Regions from separate parts of the Homo sapiens genome. Here regions 1 and 3 are each linked to region 2. The links are chromatin contacts, found by Hi-C in ENCODE. All regions are on one chromosome and are shown on one strand. Each heading gives the region's core, a stretch centred on a gene start or an enhancer-like site at or near the end of the contact. The rest is flanking DNA. Distances are from core to core; before and after follow the strand shown.

Region 1 (2,700 bases), core at 4-2,503, 250 kb before region 2:
CCTGCCTGGGTCACACCGAGGTTTCACCTCAGGGCAGGCACCTCTGGTGGCCTCAAGGTGGAGCTGAAGCTCAGGTGTGACCTGGTTTGGGAAAGACGTAGGAAGGCTCATGGAACCCAAAGGGAGGTGGCTCTTGGCTTTTCTGCCACAAAGGGAGGCAGAGCTACCAATAACAGTACGAAAACCCACCTATGATGGAGCAGGGCCTTAGGGATTTAGAAGCACAGACACGGGCTTTCTGGTTGTTAGGTAAGGACCCTGCCCCCTCTTGCATCAGGGCTGGGATGTGGGGTGGGGGGGTTGAGAAGTAAAGAGTAACAGAAAAGAGGCCCCAGAGAAAGAAGTTGGTTACACCCCAGTGACAGTGGTTTTGTTTTGTTTTGTTTTTGAAGCAGTTTTTGCTCCAAATCTTTACTTTTAGACTGTAGGGCTAAGTCAGTCCTCTGAGGCTATGGCCAGCGAAGACCCAGGGGTTTCCTGGAAGAAAAGGGTATATGAGTCCTGGGGCAGAGAGAGAGGTACAGTGCAGCGGGAGGGCAGGTGGTCCCAGTGGCTCCCAGCTTCCACAGCCAAGGGTGGGGCCTCCCAGAAGCCTCAAACCCACACTCCTGGGCAGACAGCTCTGGAAGGAGCAGGTGCCATGAGCAGCTCTGGGAGGAGCAGGTGCCATGAGCAGCTCTGGAAGGGAGCTCAGGTGGGCACACCTGGGGGTGGCTGAGCCCACCCTAATTAGGCTCAAGGTCCAAGAGATACAATAATTGTCTGATGCTGGGGGAAGAGGGTTCTTACTGAGTTTCTTAAAGTGGGGCCCAAGGGTCCTTGAGTGCCTGCAGGTGAATCTTGGAGTCCACAGAGTCTCTGTGAGAATATTTAAATTTTGTGTTTTCATATGGATGGTGACCTAAAAAAATAGTTAGTCAGTCTAAGCATAGACTGGGTCATATGAATTAGAGACCTTCAAACTTTTTTTTTTTGGCAGCCACCCACAGAAGGAATCCATCTTACACAGTGGCCCAGTTTCCGTCACTGATGTCCATGCACAAATAGAACTGACAGACAGCCAGTCTAGACCAGTCCAGGTGTACCAGTTGTGAAAATACTATAATACTCCAAACCACTTGAGAAATGGCTCTGAGCCTACGTGTCACCACCCTACCCCGCTAATAGTCTTGGTACTTCCTCGGGGATTGCCTTCAACTACCCCCGAAAGCACCCACCAGTGGTGGTGAGGGGAGAGGTGGGATCTATTGGTTTCCTGTGGCTGCTGTAACAAACAACCACAAATGGGGTGGTTTCAAAAACAGAATTCATTCTCTCCCAGCTTGGGAAGCCGCAAGTCTGAAGTCAGTTTCACTGGGTCAAAACCAAGGAGTCAACAGGGCCACCATTCTGTCTTGATCAAATCTCCCTCTGTCTTTCTCTTATAAGGATACCTGTGATTACATTTAGGGCCCACATGGATAATCCAGGAAAATCTATCCATCTCATTGTCCTTACTTTAATCATATCTGCAAAGACACTTTTTGCTTATAAAGCAACATTTGCAGGTTCCAGGGATTAGGACCTGATATCTTTTGGGGTCACTATTTAGCCTATTTCAGTGGGCTTCCACGGACCTTCCCCAGAAGCAATACTGGCATCTGTTTGGATTGGTTATGTGAGTGTGTGTGTCTGTGTGTGTGTGTGTAAAACAATTTTCTGAATACTTATTCTGACACCACGTAATACTTGATATTTTCTCTTTTCTGTAACATTTTTTAAAAAATTGCTTGTAACAGCTTACTAAATTGATCTCATGATGCAGGGATGTGACTGCATAGGGATGTGACCCAGTTTGAAAAACATGGCAACCACCTTGTAACCTAGTAACCTACTAGTGCCACAGCTTCCGCCGCCTGTGCTGTGTTTTTATCACAATGGCACTCAACCTAAATTATCACAGGCTAATGAGAAAAGAACGCAGGGAGCCTCGATATGTAAATGATGCGTTTCTGATAAGCTGAGGCCAGTTGGCATGTTGCACAAATGAAGACTAGACCGTAGCTTGGATGGCAGAAAAAGATGGGAGAATCAATCCTCACGTGGTACATGATGGCACAGGCATGCTAAGCTTAGAAGATCCCAAGCCATCGTGGCCCATGCCACAGTCACATTCCACGCCGAAATGTAATTTTAGCAGTTTCAAACAGCATCATCTGCCACATTAAATTAACACATTAAATTAATGAGGATTTTGTAGTGTTGCTTGTACTCTATTTGTAAGATTCATTTTTAAAAATCATGTGAGAGCTGTAAACCTAAGGATTTTTAAAAACCTGGTTTATATTTGTACATTTTCAGGTGATGAGATAAAAAGAAACATAATTCACATCAACTCTCACAGAGTGACGGTGGTAAAGGAGTGCACAGAATTTTTTTCTTCTCATAGAAAAAGGAGTAGATCATTGAAGTTTAGGAAACACTGTGGTGTTACGGGGAGAGTAATGGGAGTCGTGAATGTGGAAATACAGAGAGAAAATGAGTGAGAAAGAGAACAGGAAAAGTGGCAGGACTCGGTTGCTGCAGCTTCAGTAGAGGACGTGAAGCTTGAAAAAATAAGGACTGAGACCAGGCAGGGGAGACCTGAGGAGCGGCTGCAGCCGGCATGCTTCTCAAGACGTCCCTGCCCACAGAAGCTGACAAACCCAAGCAGACAAATTT
Region 2 (2,855 bases), core at 211-2,710:
GCTGCATCTCTTTATTTAGGAATTTTAAACATTACAGTCATGTTCATCATGGTGACTGTGGGCTTTTATATCTAAGACAGACTCATTTCTCAAAGTCATATTTAAATATCTCAAATGGTAGTGTTGGCCTCTTGGGTATTGCACAACATACAACTGAAGAAGGAAGGTTAACCTCTCCAGAAAAAAAAAAAAAAGTAAAGAAACGGTGCAGCTGTGGATATTTCACGTTTAGAAAGCAGCGGGGACAGGGGAAAGAAGAACAGAATTCTAGGGGAGCCAAGTTTGCAGTGAGAATCTGGATGTTGGCCTCATCTTAGAGCAGAGTGTGGGAGTTGTTCTCTAACTTAATGACGCTCTAAGTGAGGTATACACTTTTTTCTCAGTTCCGTGTTTTATAGGCAAGATTTCTCTTCTGTTCCTTTCAATAATCTAAACTGACAGTCTGAATGGTTAGCTGGACCCAAGCACACGCACAGTTTCATACCTGTGACATTGGCCCAGGTTTTAGATCTTAGGATAGTTTCATTCATTCATTCATTTGTTCTTTCATTCACTTGTTCATTTAAAAAAATTAAATGGCCAGGCAACAAATACGTACCCAGTACCTACTATATGCCAAGTGTTGTGCTTGGTGCTTAGGATACAATGATATGTCATAGCCAGACATTATTTAATTAAGTACACAACTGTAAAAGTGCATCAGTGGGAGTGCTCTGAAGAAACAAGTTGGTGCAGTGGAAATGTGTATTAGAAGGATTTGCCTTATCAGGGAGGTCTGGGAAGTGTCCTTGAGGAATGATGACTGAGGAAGTGATGATCTGTATATGAGCCAGTGCCTTACCTAAGTGAAGTGGGCGGCGGGAATGGAAAACAAATGAAAACAGCTCGTGCAAAGGCCCTGTGGTGGGAAAGCATAATGCACACAAGGACTGGCATGAAGGTCAGTGTGGGAGGATGGGGGAGAGCAAAGGGTGTGGGCAGGGCCTTGTGGGCCCTTATGGAGTGTTGTCCTTTTCCTAACAGCAAAGTGGACCCACGTGGAAGAATCAGTGGAGGACTGGGAAGGAGCCAGTTTTTCGGGGTGGGTTGTGGAAGCATACTCGGAAGCATACCGGAAAGTGTTTTAGAATTTCTTGTTCTTGCCTCAACAGAGTCCCTGGTTGGCATCTTGACTCAATTACAGGTGTCCCCCAATAGCTGTTGGCTGCCTAGCCGGCTGGTCTCCCAGTCCCGAGTGGATAATGGGGAGGATGCTGGGGTGGCGGAGGGACACACTCCAGTAGTCTGGCTCGGTTCTCATGTCTGCATGCAATGAACAGCCTGTGCTTGCTGCTTGCAGATCCAAGTGTGTTTAGCCGTAACAGTCTGACAGGGAAGCCTGGTTTCAACTTTAATAGAACACAAGGCACCCAACCAAGTTGGCATAATCTCTCTCCTGAGAGGTGATGTGTGACCTTTGCGTGCCGGGCCTTCGATTTACAACCAGGATTAAATATAGATAAATTTAAAATGTAAATGCTCTTGATTCCATTTATAATTCTAATAATAAAATACATCATAATAGCATTTTCATACTCCAGATATTCAACATTTAGAGATTTAAAAGGTCTGAAAAAATCTTTTTGGGTCAAGCTATTGTAATTCACAGCATGCTAAGATAGCAATAAAACTCGTAGGGGCAGAACTGGGGGCCACGGGGTAGGAAGGGGGAAGGAAACTGTCCTTATTATTAACTGTGATCGTCACAGAGCTGGGTTTCAACCTTGGCACTCGTGACATTTTGGGGCATGTCATTCTTGGTTGTGGGGGTTGCCCTGTGCCTTGTATGATGTTGAACAACATCCCTGACGTTTATCCACCAGATGCCACTAACACACACCTCCCCCATCCCCAGTTGTGACAACCAAACGTGTCTCCAGACATTGCCAAATGTCTCCTGGGGGATAAAATCCCCCCGACTTTTGAACACTGTGTAGAGGATGCGTAATTAGTACACCTGGTATAGAAGGTTTTGCGAAATAAAAACAAGCATTGCCAATAATTCGAGGATTGTTTTAAATAAGAAAAAAGTTCTGTACCATGTGGTTAGAGGTTTTCGACCTAAGATCAGTTTTGCTTTCCAAACTATTGAAAAGCCTAGCATGTACATTAAAATGCCTCCATTCCAGCCTCACTAGAAACTCCCAGCTGAGGGGCAGACCTCATTTCATTCAGTGAGGAAAGTGGAGCTTAGGATTCTGCAAGTCAACTTTTTAATTTAAAGTTTGAAATGCAAAAACAGCTTTGCTATTTCTTCATCTGCAGAGGAACAAAAAAGGAAACGGTTGTTTGCTCCCTGTGCTCTTGAGACTTTAAATATTTCTCCTACCTCAGTTTTGGTGGGAGATGGGAAGGTATTAAAAGCTAGAATAGAATCATTTGGATGCTTAACTGTAGTCTGGAGGAATTGGAAAAGCTTTGCAAAATTTCCCAAGAGAGTGAAGCTCTCTGACAGGGGTCAACTGCCCGGTGTCTTCTGCTCGGACAGAAATCACCATCCAACTGGGGCTGTTGCAAATGTGTGGGCTGAAGATACTCAGCTTCCTGCCTTTTTGCCATGCTATAGGTGTCTGACCTTGAAAAATGGCCAGATCTCCTTGGATCTTCACGGTCTTTTTTTTCTGAAAATAAAACTAAAAGCAGTCGCTGAATCCCTGACCAGACTGTGGTGAGGTTTAATGAGATTGCAACTGGGGGTCCGGCATTATGGTTTGAGGAGTGTGACTTCACCTTGAGGCTATCAGGTCTTTCCCAGTATTTGGTCTAATTATTTTTCTTTTTTTATTTTTGAGACAGAGTCTCACTCTGTCACCAGG
Region 3 (2,700 bases), core at 16-2,515, 200 kb before region 2:
CCAAAGGCAATAAGCAAGCTTTGCAAAATTTTAATTTTAACCTAGAAAGATCACGTGGGCTGATGGTTAGAGAATGTACTGGAGGCCAGCAAGACAGGAGGTGAAGAAATTCCTTCCAGAGGATGTTGCTCTTCCTCAGGTAAGGAATTTGGTGGCCTGAGCTTTGGAGAAGAGGTTATGATGGTGTGACACTGAGGAGAGGGGACCACACACAGCACTTGGTGGCTGATGTGAGCTGAGTGGGGAGGGAGCACTATTCCGGAGGTGTCCTGGCCCCAGCACTGCCCATCGTCCACCTTCAGGCAGCTATGGATACACTGGCACTGCTCTTCACAGATCAGCCCTTCGCACTTGAGAATTTGAACATGAATTTTCAAGAGCTTTGAAAGCACTTTGACACAAAAGAACATCCCCAAGAACTGGGTTGAACACTGACCTCTCGAAATTCATGTCTTCCTCGAACCCGTGGGTGTGACCTTATTTGAAAGTGAGTCTTTGCAGATGTAATTATGTTAAGGATCTCAAAATGAGGTCATCATGGCTGATCCAGGTGGGCCCTAGGTCCAACAGCAAGTGTCCTTATGTGAGAAACGCAGAGAAGGGACACTTAGGGAGAAGAGGGGGCCGTGCGAAGATGGAGGCAAAGATTGGAGTGACGCAGACACAAGCCAAGGAATGCCAAAGATTGCCTGGAGCCACCAGAGGCTGGAAGAGGTAAGGAGGGATTCTTCAATAAAGCCTCCAGAGGGAGCATAGCCCACACCTTGATTCCAGACTTTTTGGCCTCCAGGGCCATGAGAGAATAATTTCCTGCTGTTTTAAGAAACCAAGTTTGTAGTAATTTGTCATGGCAGCCCTAGGGAACTGCTACAGATTGACAATGAGCATGAAATACTTTGGACTTTAAAATAATAAGAAAAAGGAAAATAGCAAGATGACTAGATAGATGACTAGAAGTATGGGAGTTTCGTACTAGCAGCTATTCTTGTTCTAAGAAAGGGGCCCCTTCAGCCTTCCTGTCACTGTGCCATAAGGGACCAAGCTGTCTTGACCTTTTAAGTGAGTTTGCTAATCTCTCCACCTGTTTTCTTTGCTAATATAGCTGTTCTTTCTGTCATGCTAGTGTGCACCCGGGGAGCTGACAGAAATCATTGGCTCTTGATACTGATCATGCAATAAAAATGGCAAGCTGATTAGTCAGCCAGAAAGGAGAAGCCTTTTTCCCATTAGAGGCATGATCTAATGCTGTAATCACCTAGCCTGCTGACAGCGGCCAAGTGCTTGTGGTCGCAGAGTCCTCAGAACAGGTGAACCCTGTTAAAAAGCACCCTTCTCCATGGTTTCAGCTGTCCTGCAGAACATCTTAAGTCTCAGTCCCTGAAATATAACAATGAGACGGAACTCCTGTGTCCCTGAGTTTATGACAACCTTCCAAGACCATCCTTTTTGTAAAAAATATATATATATGCAAATAAAAGAACTCCAGCTTCCAAACCAGGAGGCTTCAGGAAGCCCAGGGTTCTTCCAAGGAATGTAGACACAGTCTTGGCATTCACTTACCATTTCTCCACCTGGATGTGTGTCCCTGATCCAATGGATTCAGTGCCTCCCTTCACCCCAAGACAATGCTAACATGAGGCTTTCTGGCTCAACTGAAAGCTTGAAAAAATTTCAGTGCAGAGAGGGAAAAATGAAGCTCAGTGTCAGCCATGACCAACCATACCCCAAGTCCTTGGGTCAAATCTCATCCCACCCAATTCCTACTGGTCTTCCTTCACCTTCAGGCTCCCAGCACATTGCCAGGTGTGCTCCTATGCCGTCTTTACCTCCACACCGGGGTTTGCATTGACTGTGTTTCTCTTTCCCTGAATGCCGTGCCCCCACAGCCTCTTCCCTCTGTCTACCAGTGGAAGCCCCAAATCCATTAACATCGGTACAATCCTCACTCTTTTACTTTGGTAGACACAGAGCTTGAGTGTTTCCTTGTCTAGGCTTTCCCATCCCAGAACGGAATTTCCTTTTGCACAAATAAAAGCTCAATTAAGAACGTTTTCTCCACCAGAAAGCGGGGCCCCCACAGACTAATTTGGGTTTCCATTTTTAGCAGCACAAAGAATTGGCAGAAGCTTTGAAATTGCAGTTCTTCCTCAAAGACGCCCAAGAGCCCAGATCCAATTCTGAGGCAGAATCAAAGTTCACCTACTGAATTTCCCTCCTCTTACTTCCATGACAGGGAAAGCTTTCCCCAAGCCCTCAGAGAACTTGATCTTTGTAAAGTAGAAGATGCAATTCTTCTCCCAGTAATCAGCACTGGGTGACTTTGATCAAGAAGGTTAACTGGTCTGAGTGTTGGACTCCCTAGCTATAAAATAGAATTAATAATACCTTTTCGCCATAGGGTTATTGTAAGAATATTTAAAGAAAGAACTTAAGAAAAGTGTCTGGCTTGGTGTGTGGCACACAAAATACGTTCATTACTTCTTCCTTTCATTGTATGATTAAGCAATAGTTTGCTTTGTTGCCTTATACAAGGATTATAATATAGTTCTAAGGATTATCTGAAGTTCAGAAACTGGTTAGCGAAGATACACTGAGCTCTCAACAAAGTCAACATGCACTGCATTATAGAGTGTTCTCTTGGCTCCATATCTGCACATGCCTGTAATTATTTATTTGAGATGAATTCCCAGATATGGAATT

The links. A loop is a pair of places that touch in the nucleus more often than their neighbours do. Pooled maps may share reads with other maps.
Region 1: a loop to region 2 is called in a pooled map, with 3 times the contacts of the local background. The contact joins two enhancer-like sites. A Hi-C loop is called at or near these places in 7 of 37 single-sample maps with no recorded cell type and 5 of 50 pooled maps.
Region 3: a loop to region 2 is called in a pooled map, with 2.3 times the contacts of the local background. The contact joins two enhancer-like sites. A Hi-C loop is called at or near these places in 8 of 37 single-sample maps with no recorded cell type and 4 of 50 pooled maps.

Annotation. Positions count from the first base shown.
Region 1 is chr4:26,130,409-26,133,108 of GRCh38, reverse strand. It overlaps a transcript of RBPJ not described here. Among named protein-coding and RNA genes, the nearest start is that of LINC02357, 61 kb to the right of the region's middle. RefSeq lists an enhancer at 2,614-2,700. Within about 2 kb of position 1,253, at least 2 of the 41 ENCODE cell types and tissues checked have a DNase peak (open chromatin) inside an H3K27ac peak, as active enhancers do.
Region 2 is chr4:25,877,841-25,880,695 of GRCh38, reverse strand. The region is part of intron 1 of LOC102723733 (a long non-coding RNA gene); the gene reads right to left. Among named protein-coding and RNA genes, the nearest start is that of SEL1L3, 16 kb to the right of the region's middle. RefSeq lists an enhancer at 1,783-1,862. Within about 2 kb of position 1,460, at least 3 of the 41 ENCODE cell types and tissues checked have a DNase peak (open chromatin) inside an H3K27ac peak, as active enhancers do.
Region 3 is chr4:26,082,621-26,085,320 of GRCh38, reverse strand. The region is part of intron 2 of LINC02357 (long intergenic non-protein coding RNA 2357); the gene reads right to left. Among named protein-coding and RNA genes, the nearest start is that of LINC02357, 13 kb to the right of the region's middle. Within about 2 kb of position 1,265, at least 3 of the 41 ENCODE cell types and tissues checked have a DNase peak (open chromatin) inside an H3K27ac peak, as active enhancers do.